2 separate regions of the Homo sapiens genome follow, and region 2 is linked to region 1. Evidence: chromatin loops called from intact Hi-C (ENCODE). Cell type or tissue: mammary epithelial cell. All regions are shown on one strand.

Evidence for each region. A loop is a pair of places that touch in the nucleus more often than their neighbours do. Peaks named below come from ENCODE experiments on the same cell type or tissue, not always from the same donor. Only the 100,000 strongest peaks of a DNase experiment are listed, where the experiment ranks them.
Region 2: it touches region 1 in a loop (15-fold over the local background); 3 of 110 quality-filtered maps call a loop at or near these places.

What each region holds. Positions count from the first base shown.
Region 1 is chr1:58,735,346-58,743,345 of GRCh38, forward strand. The region is part of intron 5 of LOC112268263 (a long non-coding RNA gene); the gene reads left to right. Among named protein-coding and RNA genes, the nearest start is that of MYSM1, 39 kb to the left of the region's middle. In mammary epithelial cell, a CTCF peak has its summit at 4,704 (motif pointing right); a DNase peak (open chromatin) is centred at 3,696; H3K27ac peaks cover 822 bases.
Region 2 is chr1:59,037,985-59,045,984 of GRCh38, forward strand. All of the region lies in intron 2 of LINC01358 (long intergenic non-protein coding RNA 1358), which reads left to right. Among named protein-coding and RNA genes, the nearest start is that of LINC01358, 22 kb to the left of the region's middle. RefSeq lists an enhancer at 7,671-7,720. In mammary epithelial cell, a CTCF peak has its summit at 4,261; a DNase peak (open chromatin) is centred at 5,967; H3K27ac peaks cover 221 bases.

The sequences.
Region 1 (8,000 bases):
GGATCACCTGAGGTCAGGAGTTCGAGACCAGCCTGACCAACATGGAAAAACCCCATCTCTACTAAAAATACAAAATTAGCCGTGCATGGTGGCACATGCCAGTAATCCTAGCTACTTGGGAGGCTGAGGCAGGAGAATTGCTTGAACCCAGGAGGTGGAAGTTGCAGTGAGCTGAGATCGCACTATTGCACTCCAGCCTGGGCAACAAGAGCGAAACTCCATCTCAAAAAAAGAAAATAGTAATAATAACTACTATAGTCTCCAAGGTTTAGTAAAAAATGAAAACCACTGTAGGTATCTCAAACAGGAATAAATTTTATACAGGAAATTAGAAGCTTACAAAACCATTAGAAGAACCGGCAGAACAAAGGTTAGGCGAGCCAACTGCCAGTGTTCAGGACGTCAGGAAGCGCAGCCATGGCAGGAAGCTGCTGCTAATGCTTTGGGCTGTCTGCAGCAGCTAAATGGGTTATGTTCAAGAGCGTGGCTGGAAGGTACAGCTCCAGAAAAACTTCACATCTGCCACCAGCTGAAAACCAAAATACTGGCTTTTGAGTCTCTTTTGCCTTTCAAATATTGCATGTATGGCTCTAAGCCCTGAAACTTTGTGATATGGGCTGAATGGTGTCCCCTCAAGTTCACATGTTGAAGTTCATACCCCCCAGTACCTTAGAATGTGATTGTATTTGCAGATTTACCTTAATCTTTTTAAAAAGGGGTTAAGGTAAAATGAGGTTATGTGGGTGGGCCCTACTCTAATATGACTGATGTCCTTATAAAAAGAGGAGTTTAGGACACAGATAGGCACAGAGAGAAGACCACATGAAGACATGGAGATGAGATGACCATCCACAAGTCAAGGAGAGACTTCAGAAACCACCGCTTTCAACACCTTGATCTTGGATTTTCAGCCTACAGGACTGTGAGACAATAAGTTTCTATTGTTTAAGCCACCCAGTTTGTGGCACTCTGTTATGGCAGCCCTAGCAAACTAACATATTCTGGGAATAGGGATTTTGCAAGACTTAGTTATTAGGTTTCTAAGGGCAAAAATGGTACTGAGTTGCAAGAGACAATCTGGCACAGTTGCCCTATGCTAGGCTCATGCTGAGGCCCAGTCATGGCACAAAGCACTTCACACATGTTATCTTGTTTAATTTAAGCCTCATATCATCCATCAGTAGTGGGAACCTAGGTCAGATCTAGAAGCAGATCTCTTTGTGCTCTATCTGGTTGCATATGCACTTTCTTTTTTGGTCCACTCAGGGAACATCTATTGATCTTCAAATCGACGTTAGTTCTTCTCGCTCTTCACCCAATGCCAATCTTCTCCCTCCCCACAGAGCCATTTCCTTCTTTATTTTCCCAAAACCATAGCCCATATGGATTTCTATAATAGTACCTATGCAGATTCTATGCATTTTTACATCTATGCATTTGTTTTCTCCACTAAACTCTAGGTTTCTTAAGAGCAGAGACCACATCTTGTTTGCTTTTGCACTTCCAGAGCCCAACTTTGTGTCTGATACATGGTTTTTCTTCAGGGTGTGTTGGAAGAAAGTGGGAGGAAGGATTCAAACCGGGAAAAGACCAAGGATCCTTTCACCACACTGCAGTGTCAGCATCTCATAAGAACACACCCAGTTAATCCAGAATAGATAGGAAGGAAGAATGCTTTTGCACACACACATGCATACAAATGTGAGAGACTTCTCTGGCTTGATGCTAGGCCACTTCCCTTATAGAAATTGGCCAGCAGTGTGACAATTAATTAACTTTCTAAGTAGCTGATCAAACATCTCATTTACTCAGTCAACAGAGTGTTAAGACAGAAGCGTGGTGGAACGGAGAAAAGGGACCTTAGGGAGCTGTGAAGGAGGCTTTGCAAAGCAGATGACATTTGAGCTTGATCTTAAAGAATGAGTAAGTGTGTTATGAAGGGTAGTGGGTCGTGGGTATTCTAGAAAAGGGAACAGCATGGGCCATGTCTGGAGACTTTGGCTTGTTCAGCAAAGAGCAAGTAGTTAGGGGTGTATATATGTTTGTTATGTGCGAGGGGTGGGGAAGAGGAGAGACAATAGGAAATGAAAAACCACAACAAACTTCTTTGTACACAAATATTTCTTCACATTTCAGATAGTCATAGAATGTCTTAGATCTGGGCATGGTTTATAATATCAAAAATTGGAAATGGCCAATGATAGGAGAATGGACAAGTAAACTATGGTGTATTAACTCAAAACAATATTATATAATAACATAATTACATAATTTATTAAAAGTATTAGCAAATACTTTACATAAATGCATATTAAATAAATGACTATTAAATGAATAAATATTAAAAATAATGGCAAAGATCACAATTGCTTTTGCACCAACCTAATTATATAAGATTGTAATGAAGAACTTGTCACTTTACAGAAATATTTTGTGTGAATAATCCTAAGTGAAATAGTAGGATTTGGTGTGATCATATGCACTTAAAAAATAAAATAGGCTGAGCACAGTGGCTCATGCCTGTAATCCCAGCACTTTGGGTGGCCGAAGCAGGAGGATCACGAGATCAGGAGTTTGAGACCAGCCTGGCCAACATGGTGAAACCCTGTCTCTACTAAAAACACAAAAATGAGTCGGGCGTGGGGGCGTGCCTGTAATCCCAGCTACTCGGGAGGCTGAGGCAGGAGAATTGCTTGAATCTGGGAGGTGGAGGTTGCAGTGAGCTAAGATTGCAGCACTGCACTCCAGCCTGGGTGGCAGAGCGACGAGACTCTGTCTCAAAAATAAATAAATAAAATGAATAAATAAAAAAAATAAAATCCTAAACAGAAGGAAAAAAATGGAAGGAAATATTGTGGGCAGTTGTTATCTTTAGGTGATTTTCCCCTCTCATTCCTATTGATTAATTTTTGCACCTAGTTTATTGATAATGAAGATGAATTTATTTTTTATGTATTTTTGAAAAATCCATGTCCTGTCCTAAAGATTTTTGCTGCCAATTCCTTTATGTTCTGTGGTTATGGGACACTGTTTAGCTGTGACCAGAAGAGAAAAGGCCACAGTATCACCAAACCACCAAGAAGACAAAGGCTTAAGAAAGGAAGCCAAAGACCAAGGGGCATTAGGTCCTTGTGATTCCCGTCTCAGAGTGAAAGCACAAGTCGCAGCTTCAGAGGGCTTCCCAGAGCGGAGTGGGCAAAGCCGATGCATCCACAGTGTCTAGGCTGCGAGGAAACTAAGACGGCCAAATCCCACCCACTCCACCCCACCTTGAATTCCTTCTAAAGCTTCCACAGGTTCCTAGACTCATCTTGCATGCTCTCAGCAATAAGTAGTCCTCACAGTTGAGCCAGATCCCTCCAGCCAGTTTAAAAGTTCTGCCCAAATCTACTTTTCAGATGGCCCCGGTCCGGCTATATGGACTCACCCAGAACAAAGCTAACTTTGCACGTGACAACCCCTACTATTCTGACCTCACTAGATTAGGTTTCATGAGACCAGCCCTTAGGTCTGTTTTGCTGTATCCTCAGCACTCAATATGGTGCCACGTACAGAGTAAGCACTTAGGACATGTTGTAGGATGAATGAACAAGTGAAAGAGTGAGAGAATAAATTCACTCCTGAGTCTTCTCCTCTCCTGGCCAAATATCCCCAGTTCCTTCAACAGTTCTGATGTGGCTCCTGGACCTGTCAGCACTTGTTTTAGATATTCCCCAGCATGTCCGTGTTAAATGTGGATTTCAGGAACTTACACAATAGTCCTGGTGTGGTGTGGGGTGCACGATTCACAGGAACCATAACTTCCCTTATTTAGAACAACCTATTTTAATGAGGCAACTCAAGATCTTAAGAGCCATTATCAAAGCCACTAATGGTTAAAAAATCTGGACTATATTTTTAGGGGTTGGGGCCACTGCTATCAATCCCAGCAGCATGGTGTTCCTTTTTGACCATTCAAGACTCTGCCCAATGTTGTGGCAAAGGCAAGGGTAAGGAGTCAAAAGACCTGGATATGGGCATTGGGCTGGTAGCAGTAGCTACTATGGAGTCCCAGGTTCACTCTGGGCTAAACACTGTGCTAAATGTCTCACAAATATGTTCTCAGTTAACGCTTGTTGCAAGTAGAGTACTGTTTTTATCCATTTTTTACAAATAGAGAAATTACCTAAGCTTATTTCTGGCATTTCATTGTGCAGGAATCTCCAGCTCGTCACTCAAACTCTCTGGGCTTCATTTATTTTATCTGTCAAATGGAGATAATAATAATATCTGTCTTGGATAGTCACTGGGAAGATTTATTAAAAGGTTGCAGTGAAAGTAACTGATAAAGCCTATAAACTTGCAATACATTATTATAAAGGCTCCGATTTTCCAGAGCAAAGTCTGGAGACATAGATTTCAATTTCCTCTCTGTGTCTGTGTCTGCCATTCCAGATTGCTGTCAGTTAATGTAACAAATGTTTTCTTCCTTTCTCTAATCTTGGACATTTTTTTAATAGATTAAGAGTAATTACTCCCAAATGGATACATGAAAGCCCAATTTCTGCCTAACATGCATCAAACCATTCATAAATATGCTTTTCTATTTTATTTATTATTCTTCATTAAATCTATTTCAAGTGGAAACAAACAAATCCACTCTTTCCAAGTATTAAATTAACTCAACGCCAAAGGTGTTTCCTGTAACACTCTTCCAGCAGAGGGCACTATTTCTCTATAAAGAGGGTGCCTTAGTTTTCTAAACTGTGATCCTCAGATTTTGAGGTAATTTTTGCAGAGCCTCATAAATAAATTCAGACCCAAGTATTAAGAATTATTAATGAGGACAATGCCGTTTGGGTTTACTTCATGAAAAGAATTTTCAGTTAGTGCAGAAATGCTGATTTTTGCCCTCTGCCATATACGGTCAGGTATCTCCTTATTTAGAAATCACAGAATATGAGAGTTAGGGCCTTACAGATCACTTAGCCTGCAGATCACAAAGAAACTGCCTGCAGGTGAAATTCAGCCCACATTCATATTTTGTTTGCCTTGCAGAAGTTTATTATTATTGTTATCAGACTAACATTAACCAGGAGGGTGCACACAACATATAGATTTCTTAGCATATTAAAAAAAAAATAAATCTGAAGCTTTCACAATGCTGAGCCAACATGCCTCTATGGTGACAACTGGCTGGGATTCAATAAATTTACACCCTTGTGGACAGGACATATGCACACTAGTTCCCCAACAGTGACTTCTCATCCAGGCTGCCCCATTAGTATACATCAATTACCTGGACCTAAAAGCACTTGAGTTTATGACCTGTAGATTCTGGTCCAACTTCTTCATGTTACAGATGAAGACACTGGAGGCCAGAAATAGGAAGGGCCTTGCTCAAGGTCACACCACAAGTGAGGCGCTGAGACCAGGTCTCATTCCCAGGCCTCCCAACCTACGGGGTCACGGTCCTTTCCCACCTCTGGGGTTTCTCAAAATTAAGAATTGATCCTGACTCCTGCCTGTGCCTCTGTCAGAAAGCTTCAGTCCTTTCCTCCTTTACCCTAAGAGGCCAGTGTTCCCAGGCAGGTGGGAGGGCCACAAAGAGGTCCCAGACAGTGTAAAATGCAAGGAGAGGCTTTGGTGGTGGTGGTGGTTGGGAGTGGGGGGTGGGGTCGGGGAACAGAAAGAAGGGGAGAGGGGGCCCTCTACTAGTTCTTCTAGGGCCTTTTTCTTGGCTACTCCTGCTTTCCTAGGGCTAGTTTTGCTTCTCAGATCCTGATTTCTTGGGCTGATGGACAGAACTTGGAGAGCACAGTCAGAGAGACTTACTTTCTTAAAATTTCTGGGCCAGCCGGGCGTGGTGGCTCACGCCTGTAATCCCAGCACTTTGGGAGGCTGAGGAGGGTGGATCACGAGGTCAGGAAATCGAGACCATCCTGGCTAACACGGTGAAATGAAACCCCGTCTCTACTAAAAAAATACAAAAAAAAATTAGCTGGGCGTGGTGGCGGGGGCCTGTAGTCCCAGCTACTCGGGAGGCTGAGGCAGGAGAATGGCGTGAACACAGGAGGCGGAGCTTGCAGTGAGCGGAGATCGAGCCACTGCACTCCAGCCTGGGCGACTGAGCGAGACTCTGCCTCAAAAAAAAAAAAAAAAAATTCTGGGCCTTGGTTTCCTCATCTGTAAAGTGGAAGCATTATTACTTTGTGGAGCTTGTGTAAAAATTTTCTATTCGATAAGAAAAGCATTTGTGATTCATTTGCTTATTGACTGCCTACTAGATGTAGAATGTTTGGGGGTACAGCTATGCCTGAAACATGAGGATCCTAAATAAATGGCAGCAATTATTGGGGAGAAAAAGGAGACAGGCTTCTTGTTATCCTGTGGAGACTCTGTGCCTTTGGCCCTGAGGCCTCCACATTCCAACAGCTCTCCACCTAAGCCTGTGCTGCATATCTCGGCTGCACATTAAAATATCCTGGGCAGCGTTTAAAATCCTTGGTGCCCAGGCTCCTCCTAGAACAAGTAAATCAGAATCCCCAGGGGTGGTGTCTGGTCATTAGTGCAGCACAGCTGGGAACCACTGTCATAAATCCTCTTCCTACCATGACACAGCCTAAAGCCGTTTGCTTTCCTAGGAGCCACGTTGGCCACACGCTTCCTTTGCTGCAACCCCACTCCTGCCCTTTGAGTCTGGACATATTAATGAAATTCCTCTGACCTTCTATTTCTTTTTCAGGAAAATAGGGGTGTAGGGGAGACAGTTGGTAGCCTAACCGGCATCTGTTAGCTCCTTTTTCCATCTAAGCAGAAGGCAGATTTTGGAAGCTGACCACCTCCAGGGGTGAATCTGATTGGCCCAACAGTTATTCAGTCAATCCTCTTTTGTCAGTGATTGGTTTAGGAACGAGACTGTGGACCGAACTCCGTTATATAAGATGTGAAAGGAGGCCTCTAGGAAAAGTTTTCTTGCTCTTGAAAAAGAGGAAGAAGACCATTGTGTGGTGTTTTGATTTGACATGTGGAACTGCTGCCGCCATCTTGTGACCAGCCTGAGGATGAAGGCGACACCGGGGCACAACATGTAAAGATGAATGTTGGTTAACTGGAGTTTTTATTCAATAGAAAATTGAAGTGGCAAGCACGATGAGTAGAAGAGAACTAGAATTTACTGAGTCCCTATTATGTGCCAGACCCTCTGTTAAGTTCGGTATAATATGTGCCAGCTCATGTAATTCTGACAACTGTGGTCTGGCATTAGAAAGTAATCAGTTAGACTCTATTGATTTTTTTTTTTTTTTTTTTTTGAGATGGAGACTCCCTCTGTCTCCCACGCTGGAATGCAAAGGCGCGATCTAGGGTCACTGCAACCTCCTCCTCTGGGGTTCAAGCGATTCTCCTGCCTCAGCCTCCTGAGTAGCTGGGATTACAGGTGCCTGCTGCCACGCCCAGCTAATTTTTGTATTTTTAGTAGAGATGGGGTTTCACCATGTTGGCCAGGCTGGTCTTGAATTCCTGACCTCAGGTGATACACCCGCCTTGGCCTACCAAAGTGCTGAGATTACAGGGCTAAGCCACCGTGCCCGGCCGACTCTGTTGATTTTTCTTTTAGCTCTGACACTTAGGCAAATGCTTTCATCTCTCTAAACCTCAGTTTTCTCATCTGTGAGATAGAAATGATAGAATATATGCATTATGTGGTTGTTAGAAGAATTAAATGAAATAATGCTTGTAAATAATGCATGTAAATAATCTAGTAAATAATTAGGACCCAATGAAAACCAGGTGTTACATATGTTTATCAACCTGTAAGGCAGGTTATTAGTTTTATTATTATTGTTATTGTACTTTTTACATATGAATGGAATAAGAATTACAAGACCCAAGTGGACTTGCCTAAGATCTCACAGTGTGTAAGTGGCAGAGCTGGGATTTAAACTCAAGAATTCTTTTTTTTTTTTTTTTGAGATGGAGTCTCACTCTGTCACCCAGGCTGGAGTGCAGTGGTGCGATCT
Region 2 (8,000 bases), 300 kb after region 1:
TGATGGGAATGCAAATTGGTATAGCCACTATAGAAAAGAGTATAGAGGTTCCTCAAAAAATTAAAAATAGAATTAGCATATGATGCAGCCATCTCATTCTAGGTATATATCTAAAGGAAATAAAATCACTATCTCAAAGAGGTATCTGCACTTCCACATTCATTCCAGCATTATTCACAAGAGCCAAGATACGGAAACAACCTTAATGTCTGTCAATAGATGATGGATTAAAAAAAGACATGCTATACAAATTTATACAATGCGATGTTACTAAGCCATAGAAAGAAGGAAATCCTGCTATTTGTGACAACATGGATAAATGTTGAGGATAATATGCTAAGTGAAATGAATCAAACACATAAAGACAGATATTATGTGTTCTCACTTATATGTGGAATCTAAAAAATTGACCTCTTAGATGTAGTGAGAAGAATGATCACTGCCAAGGCCTGAAGGGCGTGAGGGAAATAGGGAGACATTTGTCAAAAGGTACAAACATTTAGTTATAAGATGAATACGTTCTGGGGATCTCATGAATACCACAGTGACTACAGTTGATGATACTGCATTGCATACTTGAAATTTGCTAAGAGGATAGATCTGAGGTATTCTCACCACACACACACACACAAACAGTAACTACGTGAAGTGATGGATATGTTAATTACCTTGATTGTAATAATCATTTCATGATATATATTAATACATACATCACATCATCACTGTGTACACCTTAGATTTATACGATTTTTATTTGTCAAACATACCTCCATAAAACTGGGGAAAAATACAAACAGAAAACCAAATGCAATGAACTCCACTTTCCAAGTGCATCTAGAATTTGTGTGCATCTTCCACATTTCCAGCATAGCCACCTTGGTTCTGGCACCGTCACCTCTTGCTGCAGTCATTGCAATCACTCTCCCACAGCTTTGTCTGCTCCCATCATTGTTCCTCTAAAAGCTCAACTTTGCAGAGCCCCAGAGAGAAGTTTTCAGGGGATTTAAATCAACTCTGAACTGGATTTCCATCTTATTTAAAGCAATGTCCTTTCCACCGGACTCAAGGCCCTGCATGATCTGCCTCTAGTTGTCTTGGAGCTCATCTCCAATTGCTCCTTCTCCTGCCTCCTGGTGCTGCCTCAGACTCTCCAAAGTGCTCTTGCCTAAGGGCACTTGCACCTTGCTTCTCTTCTTCACCTGGAACACACTTCCCTCAGACAGCCACATGGCTTGCTCCCTCATTTAATCCCCCTGCTCAAACTGTGGTCATTCCCCTGACCACACTCTACATAAATTGTCTATCCTCTCCTTTCCTTCCCTCCTCATCTCCCCACTGAATTTTCCTCCACGACACATCAACAGCTGACATATGTAGTACATTTTTGTTTGTTGTTCAGCTCCCCTCATCAGAATGTAAACCTCATAAGCTTATAGTCTAGTGAAAAAATCTGTTTCATGTGACAACTAGTAGGTGCTCAATAAATAGTCAATGAATGAATGCATAGGAGGCAACTGGAAAAGCAGGGAGTGTCCAAAATAGTATGGGATTCAGAGACCATTTCCAATAACAATTATTGGAGGGAAATTCGACTTGGAAGGCAGCACTAATTTGTAGAACAAGGAAGGGAGTCATGAGGACTGACTTCAACTGCTTGAAGAGCTGACATACGGAGTAGGAGCAGACTCACTCTGCATTTTTCATAAAGTAAAACTCCTAAGTAGTTTTCCAGGCCAACAAAGTGGGTGTGGCAGGCATTCAAGACACAGAGAATCATATGAGCCCTGCGTCGAGGCTGAGATTTGGAAAGACGTGGCTTGTATGTTAAATACCAAATTAGTCATATGCAGCTGGAGGGGAGTGGTGGTCCATGAGGTCAGAAAGATAAACTGGATGGGCTTTTATTGCATTCATTTATTAATTCATGAAAGTATCAAATGCTCTACATTTAATTAGCACATATTATCTCCCAGGCTCTGTGCTAGGTCCTGGGGATATAAAGCCTGTAATTTAGAAATCCTGTCATTGAAAGATAAGAATGAACATTTGTCAAGGCCTTAAAGGTCTCTGTATATAATAGGTACTCAAAAAAAAAAAAACTGGATCCCTGAATGCTGGTGTCTGAGTCCATTTGGCTACTATAACAAAATACCTTAGACTAGGTAATTTATAAACAATAGAAATTCATTACTCACAGTTCTAGCAAATGGAAAGTCCCAGATCACGGACTTTATAAAGGTGTCAGCAATTCAATGTCTGGTGAGAGCTCTCCACTTCATAGATTCATAGGGAGCTTCATAGCGCTCTCTACTTCATAGATTGCACCCTCTTACTGGGTCATCACATGGTGGTGGAAAACAAGCCTCTTTCTATGAGGCCATTAATCCCATTGATGAGAGCAGAGTCGTCATGACCCTATCACCTCCCAAAGGCCCTGCATCTTAATACTATCACCTTAGGAGTTAAGTTTCAACCTATGAATTTTTGGGGTGGAGGGCACGCCAACATTCGAAGTATAGCAGGAGGCTATGTTTTTCTAGTTAATAATCATATTAATCCTATGAGGCAAATATAATTATGCCTGTTTTAGAGGTAAGGAAACTAAGATTTAGTTTTCTGACTTCATATAACTCATATGATTCTGGGCCATGCTATAAATCTAGCTCTGTCTCACATCAAAGTTTTTGGGTTTTTCCCCGCCCCACTATGTCCTCTTGTCTCCTCAAAACAGCTCAAACTCTTAGAAATAACTTCCTAGACCAGAGAAGTAAAAACAGGAGGGATGGATCCACTCTACTCATACAGGAAGGTTTTGAGTGGGAGCCTTAAAGGATGAGTCTCTTTAATCTCCCTGGCCCAGTAGTTACCAGAATTGCCTTGCTATCAATCCCTGGGGAGCAATAGGCACTGTTGTTAAGTGTGCCAGCCTTGGGTTGCACAGTCTGGAATTTGAATACGAGTTTTCCCCTTGATTAGCTATATGACCCTGGGCATATCACTTAATCTTGTTAAACCTCAATCTTCTCATTCTTAAAATGAGGACTAAAAATTATACCTCTGGGGTGCCCCTGTGGCTCACATTTGTAATTTGAGCACTTTGGGAGGCCAAGACAGGAGGATTGCTTGAGCCCAGGAATTCAAGGCTACAGTGAGCCATTACTGCACTCTAGCCTGGGCAACAGAGCAAGACTCTATCTCAAAAAAAAAAAAATTACACCTCTAATAGAAGATCACTATGAAATTAAATTGGATAAATCATGCAGAATATGTAGCAAAATTTCTGGCACAAAATAAATGATCAATGACTCTTAGCCATGGGATGAAGAAGATAATGGTGATGAGGATATTCTGGCTCCAGGTGACAAAGTCAAGGACATGTCTGGCTGATAAAGTCAGTTTAGCAGCTTCCATTAAGAAGTTATTCAGAAAAAAAGCTGGGACCCTGTCCTTTACAATCCCACAGTGAAATGTACTGTACTTAAGGAAGGGCAAGGAGGAAGGAGAAGTTCCTATCCACACCACAAAGCTAAAAAACCCAAGAAGAGTTTGGTTTTGCTCTGTTCTCAGTCCTTTTTAACTGAGTTTTCCTTTTTAAAAAAATACTATGGCCTTTGCCTGAGGCCTAATCAGGATGCCTATAAATGTGCATATTTATGGATGTTAGTATAATACACCTTAAAAAGTTCCCTTTGCTTTCAGATGCTGGTCTGCATTTTGTGCATGTCTCAGCTATGTGCTGGGTGGCTGCTACAATATTTCTGCTGAGGCAGGCAGAGTACACCCACCCAAATGCATTTCATCTAAATGTAGTTTGGTCTGGGACATCTTGGTAATCAGGGAAGACAAAGCAGATTAAAATCATGTGAGAGGCCACTTTCCCAGCGAGCTCAAACATGCTCTGCTGATAGAAACCACTCCACACAGGGCATGGGGGTGTGACTTTGTGGGGAAGAGGGGGAGGTGGAAGGATTGGGGTCAGGTTGTGACAAGGAGATGAAGGTTTGTTCCAGCCAAGGGGTCTGTCTGGGATGCCAGCCATGAGGAAAGCAAGCTTCAGCACAGATGTCTGTGATGTGGAGTAACCCCACGTATATTTCAAAACAGATTTCCTGGGGGAAATTTTTTGGGAATTCACAATATGTTGTTAAAACCAGGCAATCCTTTGAGGTTTGTTATTCTTCTTCTAGGACTCTGTAATATTCACCGGCAGGAAAACCCAAGGGAATGACTACTATGACATCTGATGGTGAGAAGGCGGCGTTGGTTGAGGGGAGTGAATGGGTTATATCTATTGAAAATCTACTATGGGTTTTTCTTCTTTTTTCTCTGATTATCACAGAAGAGGTTACTAAGTTTCAGAAAGAAGCAGGAATTAGTGCTTGGAGACCCAAACATCCTAGAAGGACCCTGGAGATCCTTTGTGAAGTTGAGAAGGAGGGAGATTATTGTTTAAGGTAGCTTCTGAGTTGTGCGCCAGGCATTGGAAACTAAGCCAAGGACACAGCCAGCCAGTGAGCAAGGCCTTCTCCAGATCATTCCGGGGAGTTCTGCTCCAGTTTAGAGGGCTGTTCCAGGTTCCCTCAGTGGTGATTTTGGAGGCTTCAAAGGACTTCCCAGTAGAGATGAGCAAAGAGAGGTCATCCCCATTCCCTTGAAACTGATTCAGCCAAGCCTTTCATGTCAACCTTCTGCACCAGTTGAGCAAAGCAGTAATCACACCCATTCAAGTCTTCTAAAGGGAAAGAAATCACCATCACTTGTCCTTATTCTGTTGCACTGGAAATAGATTTGTCAGATAAGATATAGGATACCCAGTTAAATTTGAATTTCAGATAAATGATAAAACTTTTTTGGAATAAGTGTGTCCCACATGTTGCATGGGACACACAAACTTGATCTGAAATTCAAATGTGACCAGATGTCCTGTACTTTTATTTGCCAAATCTGACAATTCCTTCCACAAGTCACTAGAAACATCTCATAATTGTGCCCCCCTGCAGGTGGTAAGAGGTACCATGTCATAGCACAACCTGCAAAAAGTGGTTAATGATAGAACATGCCACTGAGGGGTAGTGAGCCTCTTGTCACAGAGAGCTTACCTGGCTGTTTTCATACCTTCCCTGCACTTTTAATCCCTCACTCCTCAGCTCCTAGGGATAAGGAGCATGAATCCTGAGGCAGGTTGCTTGGATATGAACGCTGGTTAGCTGATGGCCTTACATTAAGTAATATAACCTCTCTGTGTTTTCTAGTTTGCTCGTCTGTAAAATGGGGGCAAGAGTAGCAATTACCTTGTAAAGTTGTTCTGAAGCTTCAAAGTGCTTAGTTCAGTGCTTGGCCCATGGGGAAGGAAGAAAAGACATTAATTATTACTGTTATTATTCCCTGGTACCTATATACAAAAGGAGTTGGGCTATTGAGAATCATGTAATCATGTCAAAGCTGGGGCAGAATTTAAGGTCTCAGAAGCCATTGCTGAACCACTGCCACTCAGAGAAGAAAAATATTTTGGGAGCATTTAGAGGAACTCTCTTGTTTTAGAAATGAAAACTCAAGCCAGAAAGGCCAAATGGCTCGCTCCAAACTTCACAGGTGGTTGAGAATAAGATCTTGGGGTAGAACAGCAGATACAGATAAAATAACCCAAAGGAATGGTGGAGAGCCTTTTGCTAGGACTCAGTAATTTAAATTACAGAATTACAGGATTTTAGAGCTACCAGAAGTGGGCAAGACAGCATTTGCCCCAGGGCCGGCCTAAAGCAAGACACAGACATAGGAGTCAAATGTTCTTGGGGTTCTAGTCCCAGTTCTGCCCTGGTGTTTCTTACACATCTTTTGGCAAGTCCTTACCTTCCCTAGCCTTCAGTTTCCCATCTGTACAACGGAGATAATCATCTGAGCTCTGTCTGCTTCCTCTGGCTATTGCGAAAGCTTTGGAAGGAATGACACCTCGGCTGCCTCCCAGGAACTAACCATCCCACTCTGCCCTTTTGGCCTCTCCCCAGCTTGTCAGAGTGCTGCCTTCCTTCACGTCCTTGGCTTCCAGCCCTCACAGGCATGAGATATCTGGGCCCCAACTGACTGATGACCAGCAGATTCTAGTATGTGGGGTGAGGGTGGGGAAGGTTCATTCTTGCTTGACTGGCCTGCATTGCCCATCAGCCTAGATTCAAGCCATGCAAAGAAGGCCTCTGAGCTCAGCTCTCAACTGATGCTTTTTGAATTGAGCAGAGTGACCTTGCTGAAAAGTAAGTCTGATCATGACACTCACCAACTTAACCCTTGCCTACAGGTGTTAACCTGGTCCCCCATCTGCGTTACCACTTACTATCTCTCACTCAGACTAATAGACCTCAGCTTTTCTGTGCCCACTACCCCTGCTCAAATCCATTATTTGCATAGTCACCAAGAGAGCCGTCTAAAATAAAAATCCAATTAGGCTGCCTCCCCTCTTAAAACCCATTATTCACTGCAGGGATTCTTTTCTTGTCTTTTCTTTTTTGAAACAGAGTCTCACGGTGTTGCCCAGGCTGAATACAATCGTGCAATCATGACTCTCTGCAGACTTGACATCCTGGGCTCATCAAGCAATCCTCCTGCCTCAGCCTCCCGAATAGCTGAGACTACAGGCACCCACCACCACATCACACTCTACAAAAAATTTCTGTTTTTTTGTAGAGATGGGGTCTTGCTATATTGCCCAGGGTGGTCTCAAACTCCTGACTTCAAGTAATCCTCCTGCCTTGGCCTCCCAAGGTGCTGGGATTACAGGTGTGACCCACCACACCTGGCCAACTGCAGGGATTCTTTATTTGAAGATCATGGATAGGTTTCAGGAAATATGTGAACACTCTGAAATGTATACCCTAGTTCTGTTTGTGTGAGTATTAACTTTGATCAGATTTTCAGAGAGGTCTGTGACCAACTTCCTGCACTAAAAAATGTTTACAAACCACTGCTCCACAGGATAAAGTTCAAACCTCTCAGTCTAAAGGAAATACAAAGCCATTCATGACACAGTTTTTACATACACCATCTTCATTTTGGATTTCTCAGCCCCAATTGCTTGAACATGTCTTGCCGTTTCTTATCTCCTTGCCTTTGCTCAAGCTGTGTCCTCTGTCTTGAAGATCCTCTTTTTCTCATTCTTTCCAGGGATCTCCCTCCCTTGGTTAAGTCCCAGTTAACTAGTATAACTTCATTCAAGAGTTTCTTCTTCCAGGAGCTTCCCAATATGATTTGGCTGTGGGCCCCACCCAAATCTCATGTTGAATTGTGATCCCCAGAGTTGGAGGTAGACGTGGTGGGAGATGGTTGGATCATGGGGGTGGTTTCTAATGGTTTAACACTGTCTCCTAGTGTTGTTTTGTGACAGAGTTCTCACAAGATCTTGTTGTTTGAAAGTGTGTAACACCTCCTACTTCGTGCACTTTCTCTTTTCCCTTCTTCACCATGTGAAGATGTGCCTGCTTCTCCTTCACCTTCTGCCATAATTGAATGTTTCCTGAGGCCTCCCCAGCCATGCTTCCTGTATAGCCTGCAGAACGGTGAGCCAATTAAACCCATTTTCTTTATAAATTACCCAGTCTCAAGTATTTCTTTATAGCAATGTGAGAATGAACTAATACACTTCCTCTGACCCTCTCCTCCACACCCATGCTGGGGAGATGTTCTTCCGTGGGATCCCACAATCGACATCCATCTGGCTCTCTAGAATTGCACTGTTCATGTAGTGCTCACAGAGATGAAAGCTCTTTGAGAACAAGACCACACATTATCGCTTTCTTCCTCTCCTTTTCTCAAGCAGTGGTTCTTGGGGACTGCAGCATCTCACCTTCATAGAAACTCAACACTCAGACCTCACCCCAGACCTACTGAATCAGAAACTCTGAGGTTGGGGCCAGTGAGCTGTGCTTTAACAAGCCCTGCAGGTGATCCTGATGCCCGCTGAAGCCTGGGAACCATAGTCCTGAAAAAACGTCCCTGGCTCTTGTCTGTTC